2 separate regions of the Homo sapiens genome follow, and region 1 is linked to region 2. Evidence: chromatin loops called from intact Hi-C (ENCODE). Cell type or tissue: PC-3. All regions are shown on one strand. Each heading gives the region's core, and the rest is flanking DNA. Links, peaks and the distances in the headings are about the cores only. Region 1 has its middle 210 kb from the start of RAD51AP2. Region 2 has its middle 99 kb from the start of CYRIA.

The links. Peaks named below come from ENCODE experiments on the same cell type or tissue, not always from the same donor. Only the 100,000 strongest peaks of a DNase experiment are listed, where the experiment ranks them.
Region 1: it touches region 2 in a loop (7-fold over the local background); 64 of 110 quality-filtered maps call a loop at or near these places.

What each region holds. Positions count from the first base shown.
Region 1 is chr2:17,307,604-17,312,005 of GRCh38, forward strand. No RefSeq gene overlaps it. Among named protein-coding and RNA genes, the nearest start is that of RAD51AP2, 210 kb to the right of the region's middle. In PC-3, for the core only: a CTCF peak has its summit at 2,330 (motif pointing left); no DNase peak of the experiment used is centred there; H3K27me3 peaks cover 584 bases.
Region 2 is chr2:16,762,269-16,766,670 of GRCh38, forward strand. No RefSeq gene overlaps it. Among named protein-coding and RNA genes, the nearest start is that of CYRIA, 99 kb to the left of the region's middle. In PC-3, for the core only: no CTCF peak of the experiment used is centred there; no DNase peak of the experiment used is centred there.

The DNA.
Region 1 (4,402 bases), core at 224-4,223, 550 kb after region 2:
CAGGATTACAGGAGGAGAATCTCATTTGGAAGACAAGAGACAGGGGCAAGTAATGAGTTTCATTTGGACATGCTAAGTCCCATACTTGAGGTTATCTTAGTGGATCTTCCAAAGATGCCATTAAAAACTTGTACCTGTTCCTCTAATGAGAATTTGAGGCAAGAAATTGAAATATTGTCATCATATGATATAGATTATTATCAAAGATGGGGAAGAGGATTCACTACTCAATTCCTACCTACAAATAAAACTGAGATGAAGTTTGGAGAGTGACAGAAACCTTGAGAAAATTTGGCTATGTCATCAGCATTGCCCAGGAGGACACCAGGAACATCTTGATCCATGTTGGTTCCACGGACCTCAGGAAAAGGAACTGTAAATCAATCAGAGGAAGAAAAATTCGGACTCTGTCTACCAGAAACTTTAAAAGGAAATAGAACTCAAGGGGATGGAACCACTAAGAAATTAAGTTCAGGATATGTTTTTGAAAATAATACCAAAAATAGAGAAAAAAAGAGGTATTTTATAAGAAAATGTTAAGAGAGGATTATCACTAAGTAGCCCAAAGGCCCACTTAACTGAGTATCGGTAGATCTGAACAACCAAAAGATGCAAAATATTCACGTGAGACGGAGAGGTAGCTGCATCTCTGTCTCTGTTGCAGGGGGGTCATCCTAGTTTTACTAAAACTGGATGATGAGGCAGGTTTTGGTGAGCACCATTTTCAGTCTTAAAAGCTGAGATCATAAGATCAAGGTTTCTGTGACCTTGGTGAGGGAATTAGGAGCTATAAACCAGGGACATCATGACAGGCAGAGCTTTTCTACTTCACCTTACTTACTTATTTTGCTTATAATAAAAACAGCCTATGAGTTTAACTGGGGTTATAATAAAGAAGGGAGTAGGTATTAGCAGATAAGACCATGTTATGCTCCACAATCAGTCTGAAGAGAGGGAGCCTAAAGAGAACAAGTAGGTGAGGATAGTCATTAAAGGAGAAAAATAGAGGGTGAATTTCTAGGTCTTACATCAGGGAAAGGAGAGCCTGAGATGTCAGCCTGTATCTAAGAAGGAACCGACAAATAGCTCTCGTTTTATGTTAGATTTTTAAGGAGCGTATTATGGAAAGTATCAAAATGGCAAAGCAGCTAACAGCGATGAAGCTAAGGGCAAGTATAGTGTCACGTCTCTATCAGGGAAATCCGGAATCCAGAAACCACTAAAATTTCTAGAGACAAAGGGAATAATGAAATGGGTCATCATGAGATGATGGTCAAGGAATAGACACTCAGCTGGAAGGATGTCAGTGGGATAGAATTAAGGCAAGACACTCAACCGTAACTTGGCTTTTTACTTCTCCATGAAGGATGATCTCAGTTCCTTCATTCAATAAACAGTCTTCATGCATTTGTGCAAGCTACTATATTAGATGTTCAAAGAAACACACAATATCTGCACTTCAAAAGACTTACAGTCCAAGGAAGGAAACTAAAACTGAGTGAAGACCAGGCCCCAGATGGAAAGGAAGTCATGTGAGAGTACAGGGTCACTGTGAGGGATTCATGTGCACAGGTCCAGTCAAATCCCCCAGCCCCAAAGTGTGGGACAGGCCTACTGCTCCTATCTCTAAGGCACAGAAGGGGAGGAGAGAGATGCCAGAGACTGGAAATGAGCAAATGCAATCATGAAAAGAAAAAAATATATGCCTTAGCAACTGAAGACCCAGAGCTTGATATTTTTAGACTCTGGCCAGCTGGCAGGGCCAGCCAGGCTAACAGGCTCTGAGGCTGCCTCTTGGCTGCATTCTGCTTCTCTCTTCTTCCTTCCTCCCTTTCATAGATTCCTGGGAAAATAATTTTCACTCTTTCTTGTGAGGCAACAAGACACTGCCGGAATAACAAAGGCTTGGCAGTCAGATTCTCCTTCCTTCGCTTGCTATTTGTATGACTTTGAGCAAACTGCCCAACCTTCCTGAAACTCAGTTTCCTCATCTACAAAATAAGAATAAAATTTTTGCCCTCACAAATTTGTTGTGATAGTCATTGAGAGATATGTTTAGTATTTAGTTCAGTTTGGCAAATGGTAGCTGATCAATAAATTTATTAATTATGATTACTGTTATTCTTTTGCCCTCAGGCACACGCATACTTCTCTTACCACCTGCTTCTAGTCTTGCCCCTCCCTATTTGACTAGGAGTTCACACAAACATGTTTTTCTTAGCAGCTATAGCATCTCTCAGCCACCAACCCGACCGTCAGGTGGGAACTGCGGATACAGCTTTCCCAGCCTGAAGACCTTTGTACTCCACTCCTCTTGTACACTGCCCTCTGCTGACCACATACAGTTGATGCAATTGACCTTTCAGATCTTAGACGTGTCAGAATATAGGAGAGACCTTTGCCCCTGACCAACATTTAGAATTAGCTGCTAATAAACAAATCAGTTATAGTCATATAGAAAATAAGGGGACAATCACCAAAAGCTAAAACCGACTCATTTAGAAAATATTCCCTGCTAAACTAATATCATTCTTCATAATGATACCATTATAAGTCTAATTATTAGAAAATACATTAAATAGAACTGCCATAAGCACTTACCAAATGTTTCCTAATAATACTGTGGAAGTGATGTAGCACTATTAGCTGAAATAAAAAGCAGACAGGAGGCTCTATGGCATGGTTGGATAATCACCATAGAACTTAAGTGAATGAATTTTGAAAATTGTACAAAGGCTTCATCAACGGCCCTATCCCCATCAACATCTTTATAAATGACATGAATGAAAATATAGGCATTTTATCATATTTTCCAATGAGACAATATTAAACAGAATGGTTTATGTGATACAAAGAATCCATCTTCCAAATAATCTCATGAAATTCAATTTAATAAATAGCTATTGAGTTACTTCTGTGTTCAAAGCACTATAATATTGTTCTAGGCACTAAAGATAGGCTGACCAAAAATAAAATGGCTATCCTTATAGAGTCAATGTATTATGAAACCTGAAAATTCAGATTTTAATTTTGAAACAACTGCATTAAAACATTCGAAACCAACTCATTTTTCTAAATGGCATATACAAAACAGAAACAGAACTAATAAGAAAGAGATAGATAGATAGATAGATAGACAGACAGACAGACAGACAGACAGACAGACAGACAGATAGATAGATAGATAGATAGATAGATAATTATAGGAATTGGCTCACAAGGTTATAGAGACTGAGAAGTCCCACAATCTGCTGTTTGCAAGCTGGAGAACCAGGAAAACCACTAGTATAATTCAGTCCTAGTCCAAAGGCCTGACAGTCCTTGAACAAAGACCCCATCAATCAACAAACCTATTCCACCCAACGCCTTTATAAATGACATGAATGAAAATAGAAGACATTTTTACCATATTTTCCAATGACACAATATTAGGCAGAATGGCTCATGTGATACACTGAATCCTCTATCTATATCTTATTGGTTCTGTTCCCATTTTGTATAAAAATCTGAATTTTCAGGTTCCACAAGACATTGACTCTATAAAAGTAGAGTTCCTTTTTGCCAGGGGCTTCAATATTTGAAGTCAGAAAAAGGATATCCCAGCTCAAACAGAGAAACCAAATTCACCCTTCCTCTACCTTTTGTCCTATGTAGGTTTCAACTGATTGGATGAGGCCTGCCCATATTAGAGAGGACTCTCTATTCAAGTCACCAATTCTAATGCTAATCTCTTCTGGAAACACTGTCGCAGACACACACAGAGATAGTTTTACAAGCTATCAGGGCATCCTTCAGCTCAGTCAAATTGACACATAAAATTAACCATCACAGCATGTTTCTTGGTTGACAGGAAAATTAATAGAAGCAGTATGTATGTATGCACATGCATTGCACATGTGGACATATTTGTGGTAGAGATGCAGTGGCAAGTTACTTTTCTTTTTTCAAATATTAGAGATACGCTATGTCCTTCAACATAATGAACCATGGTAGATACAGTTTTTCCTGCAAGTATGCTCCCCTTTCATTGTGTCTTCTAGTAATAAAATCCTTCTGTGGGGAATCTATTTTACATGGTCCTGGTACAGCTAAATGCTTATGCTCACCCTGTCCAAATAACACCTAGACCCCCTCCTGGGGTGTCATATGATGCAAACCTGCTCAGAGTCCTCCACTGGATTTTTGCTCATACTATTAGAGAAAAGGCACTTGCATTTCTCTGAGATTCCAACTTTAAGGCTCACATAAGCCAGGAGCTACTAAGGATCATGTCTCCCACCACTTGGACAGAGCCTGACAGCAAAAAAAAACTAAAACGGAGAAAAGAAAAGCTTAGAGTTTTAAAGAGATGGATTGCTCTTGATGTGGTTTGAGTGCCTTGATCCTCCAGAACATGATGCTA
Region 2 (4,402 bases), core at 236-4,235:
TGGTATAATTTTTCCTACTCAATGGTTTGGCAAGCACAGTTTAGATGGAATTTTACCAAAGCCCTGCTTTTCACCATGTGACCAAGTTCCCAGACTGAAAGGGTCGGCACTGAATGAGATGTTACTTTATTCATGATTTGTGCCTAGGGCAGCCATGCAGGACCCAAAGGGATTTAGATAGATGCCCCAAAGCTAGATAAGATAGATAGATTCACCAAAGCTCTGGCAGGGCAGAGAGGAGCAGACATCTGCCTCCAGGCCCAGTGAGAGAGGGTACCATCGTGTTACACATAATCGTTTCGGAGTGAAGTTCATCTTGGGTGACTGACTCTGCCCTAAAGATTCTGATTTGTCCCTTGAGTTATAATAGTAGACTGGGATCCATTTCAGGCCATGGATATTTTGTAACCTGGATTTTCTAGTTATAAGAAAATAAAATTAAATAAAATTTAGAAATTTCTATACGTAAAAACATGAGAAAATAAACTATCTACATTACGAAACCTATCTCCACAAAATAGTGGGTTAAAAAATCATAACCTGAACATTGTAGATCATTTCTTTCTAGTATTTTATGTATTTGTTTTTACCTAGCAAATAGTTGTATGTATATTAAAATTTTTTTACATTTACTTTTTCAAAATTTTTCTGTTTTAAAATAAAGTTTAAAAAGTACAGTTGTATCCAAAGCATTTTCCCTTGTTAAATAAAGTTTATTCTTTATGAAACTAATTTTTCTTTGTTTTATTGAAAGATAAATGGATTTTAAAAAAAATCTAATAGCACATAATACAGTGTAAAGTATATTTCACTCTCAGTCTAGACCCCCAGTCTTCCTTGAAAGTTATTGTGAATAAGGTACTAATGGTGAATAGGATGCTAAAATAGGGGTTTTGTCCATTTTAGCACAGGCCCTAAGCTGAGAGCAGTACCATAGTAGCAGAGTGCCTCCCGCCTAAAGCCAGGTGTGAACTCTCCCGTGCAGGGCATGCAAATAGATTGTGAAACTGATTCTGCCAAGACAGACCAACCCCAACCTCCAGCCTGGAAGAGTTGAGTTGGGCAAGCTGGGAGTTGAAGAGAGGGGTCAGAATGTTGTCAATATCAACCTCCCTGCTTGTCCCAACAAGAGGCAAAGAAGTGATTGTCTCTCACCTTAAGTGAGAGGCTTTGGCTTCAGGGCTACTTGAAAAGCTTTATTTGCATTCCCTGAAGTTTGAAGGACAGAGGGGACTATGGTCTGAAACATTCCTGAGAAACGTAAGAGCAAAGGTTACAGTCTGTGCCTGAAGCAGGAGGAGCGAGAAAGCCAGGGCTGTCCAGGGAGCAAACTGCTCTCCCACCTGCTGGGGCACAGATGAGAGACCTTTCCAAGGACCAGTGGACTCATGGGATGGAGAAGCTGGAGTCCCTTGGAAGAGCTATGTGCAGGGAGACTGTCTGGTGGAGGAGGTAGGGGTGGTGGTGTTACCAGTAGAAGGTGTCCACATTCTTGGCATTTTGAACAAGGAATTGCACAATACACACAAACAAAGCAAGGGAAGAATGAAGTAACAAAAGCAGAACTTTATAGAAAACGAAAGCACACTCCACAGGATAGGAGCTGGCCCGAGCACAGGGGCTCAAGAGCCCCTTTACAGAATTTTGGGGGTTTAAATATGCTATAGAGGTTTCCCATTGGTTACTTGGTATACATCCTATGTAAATGAAGTAGTGGCCCACAATCAGTCTGATTGATTGCTTTCTGCAACGGGTCAGTTGTGGAAATAGTTGGTTGTGGAAAGTAACTAATCAGAGGCTGAAATTACAAAGTTACCCTCCAATGCAAATGTTTGATTGGTTGCAGACAGCAACCCCCTTTTTCCAATCAGAAAAAGGGGGCAGGGGGGTGCAAAGGGAGTAGCCTCCAGTTCTTTTGTTACTTAGGTATGGAAAGTTGGGGTTTTCGTTTTGATTGAGTTACAGGAAGTCAGCGTGCCCTTAGGTTCCCGGCCTCCACACCCTATTCTGCCTCAGTGGGATCCAGCACAGTGGCGGGTTGTGCAATGTCTAGGGAATAGAGGCCTCTGTCATGTCAAGAGAGATACGGGTAGAGGTCCTCAGTAAAAGACTCTCTGAGAAACCCACAAAACATCCACCAAAGAGGGAGAGATGTTTGCCAAGGCTAGAGGGCTCAGTGCCAGGTCACAGCCTGGTAAGACTTTTCCTGCCTCCTCGCTCCTTTCCAGGGCTTCCAACCCTAGTGGGGCCTGAAATAGCAGCCTGTGAGAGGCGGAAGTCTGGAAAAGTAAATAAAACTAAACAAAAATCCACATACATGCATCTATATCTGTATCTGTGTATCTCCACATACATCTGTTATGGTCCTTTATGCATACAAACATATACACATGCACATAAATGTATGTGTATGTAAGTGTGTGTGTGTGTGTGTGCGCGTACCCCTATCATAGCCCTTACTCACTCAATCAAGGCTTCTAAGTCTGGGTGAGGCCTGCACAGAGACACAAGGACATATTGAACGTGGTTAAGAATTTGAGGTTTTCATTAATACTTTAGGTGACCTTTTTAATAATCAAAATGAGATTGCTTTCATGTGCAAAAGTGAGCTGAGGACACTTCTTTCTGTGAGTGTGACCAGAAAAGCTTTTGTAACATTGGAGAGAAAAAAATAACTCTCCATCCACCTATTTCAGTGAGTCCTGCCCATTCAGTAATGCCAGTTTCTTTTTTATTCTTCCAGAATTGTTGATTGCAAACACAAGTGCATGTGAGTGTAGAGGGACAGGCCTGCTCTCTGTATCCCTCTCCTGGCCCTCCCTGTGCTTTTGCTTTGGTCAGCAGGCTAAAGGAGGAGGTAAGGGGCATTTGCAGTCTTCTCCTGTTTGTTAGAGGAGCCAAGGCAGCTGGTGGGTAGATGTGGAATTGGGGTGGGGGTGGAGTTGGGGGTTGGCTTGCAGGTTCACTTGTTTCAGGGCTGGCTTGTGTAGCTCCCTTGGCATCTAGGATTCCCTGGAGAGATTGGTGTGAATTGTCAGTATGCTTCCCACCTGGTTACACAGTGTCAGCATTCCCCTGACCTCACAAAGTGGTCCCCCACACCTACCTACTCTTTCTGCCTTCTATGCAGGCTCCAGAACCCTAAAGCAACCATCTCCCACACTGCTTGGGCACCACTGGGATCTTGATGATTCATTGTTGTCCATTCCTACCTAGAAGGCTACATCTTTCTCCTGTGAGCCTTTTCTTAACACTTAATGGCCCACTGTGCGTCAGCAGACGGCGTGTCTCACAAAAAAATCTAGGCATCAACGACACGCCCCCTTCCCTTTGTGTGTGCAGAAACACCCACATTCCATGGGTGACTTTTGCCTGTTCTGTTCCGTTTGCATCCTCCAGCATAGCCTCCCTTCAAAAAGGGATAATAAATATGCTTTTTAACTTTTCGTTTTAGATAAATTATCTCTCCTTTGTAAGTTTTGTTAATAAACCTAGCAGGTCCTTTTGTAGTCATGAAATAATATAGAAGTAAAATATATTTTTATTTTCTTGAATAAGAAACTAAGTTGCTCACGTGACATTGTGATCCCCTGTCCCAGGTCCCTCCTTCCACCTACAGCTGGGGCAAAGCATTGCATAAGGGGATTGTTGTTTTTCCTTCAGTCTTCCTTCAGGAATCTGGGTGAGCTGGGAAGGAAACACGGTCTCAACTTGCCATCACACATTAGATGCATGCCCTCACCCTACTCTATGTGAATGTGTGTGATATTATCATACACTCAATGTGGTTATACTACTCAAAATACATAACTTTGCCCCAATATTTTCCCCAATTAGAGATTTATACTCCACAGAAAACTTACAAGGATGTTTGTAAAAGCTGAAGACTGGGAATGACAGAAATATTTCATTATTTAAGTGTTGGGTTAAGTCATTACATAACATCTATACATTCCAATTATTGATTTGACTGTATAGATATTACATAGTGACTTAACCCAACACTTAAGTATGAAATTATTCAGTCAAAATTAACAGTTGGACTGTATACATATTACATAATTACTTAACCCAACACTGTTAACAACAGTCAAATTAACATTTGACTGTATAGATATTAACAACACTGAGGTATTTAATAAGACTGAGGAAGGCTTGTATGTTCTGCTGTGTAATCTTCTCTAAGATATATCATCAAGTGAATAAAGTTCATTTTCAATTACGATTTAACATCCCCAAATTAATACACTGTTTTACTTACTTACTACCTTAGCAGAAGTCAGCTATGTGGCTTCCTTTTCTTAATTTCTCCAAATCAGGCCCTAATGAAGATCTCCGTCCTTAAATTTTTACTGTGCATGTCTGACTCTTTCGTTAAGATAATCCTGGTGTTAGAATATTT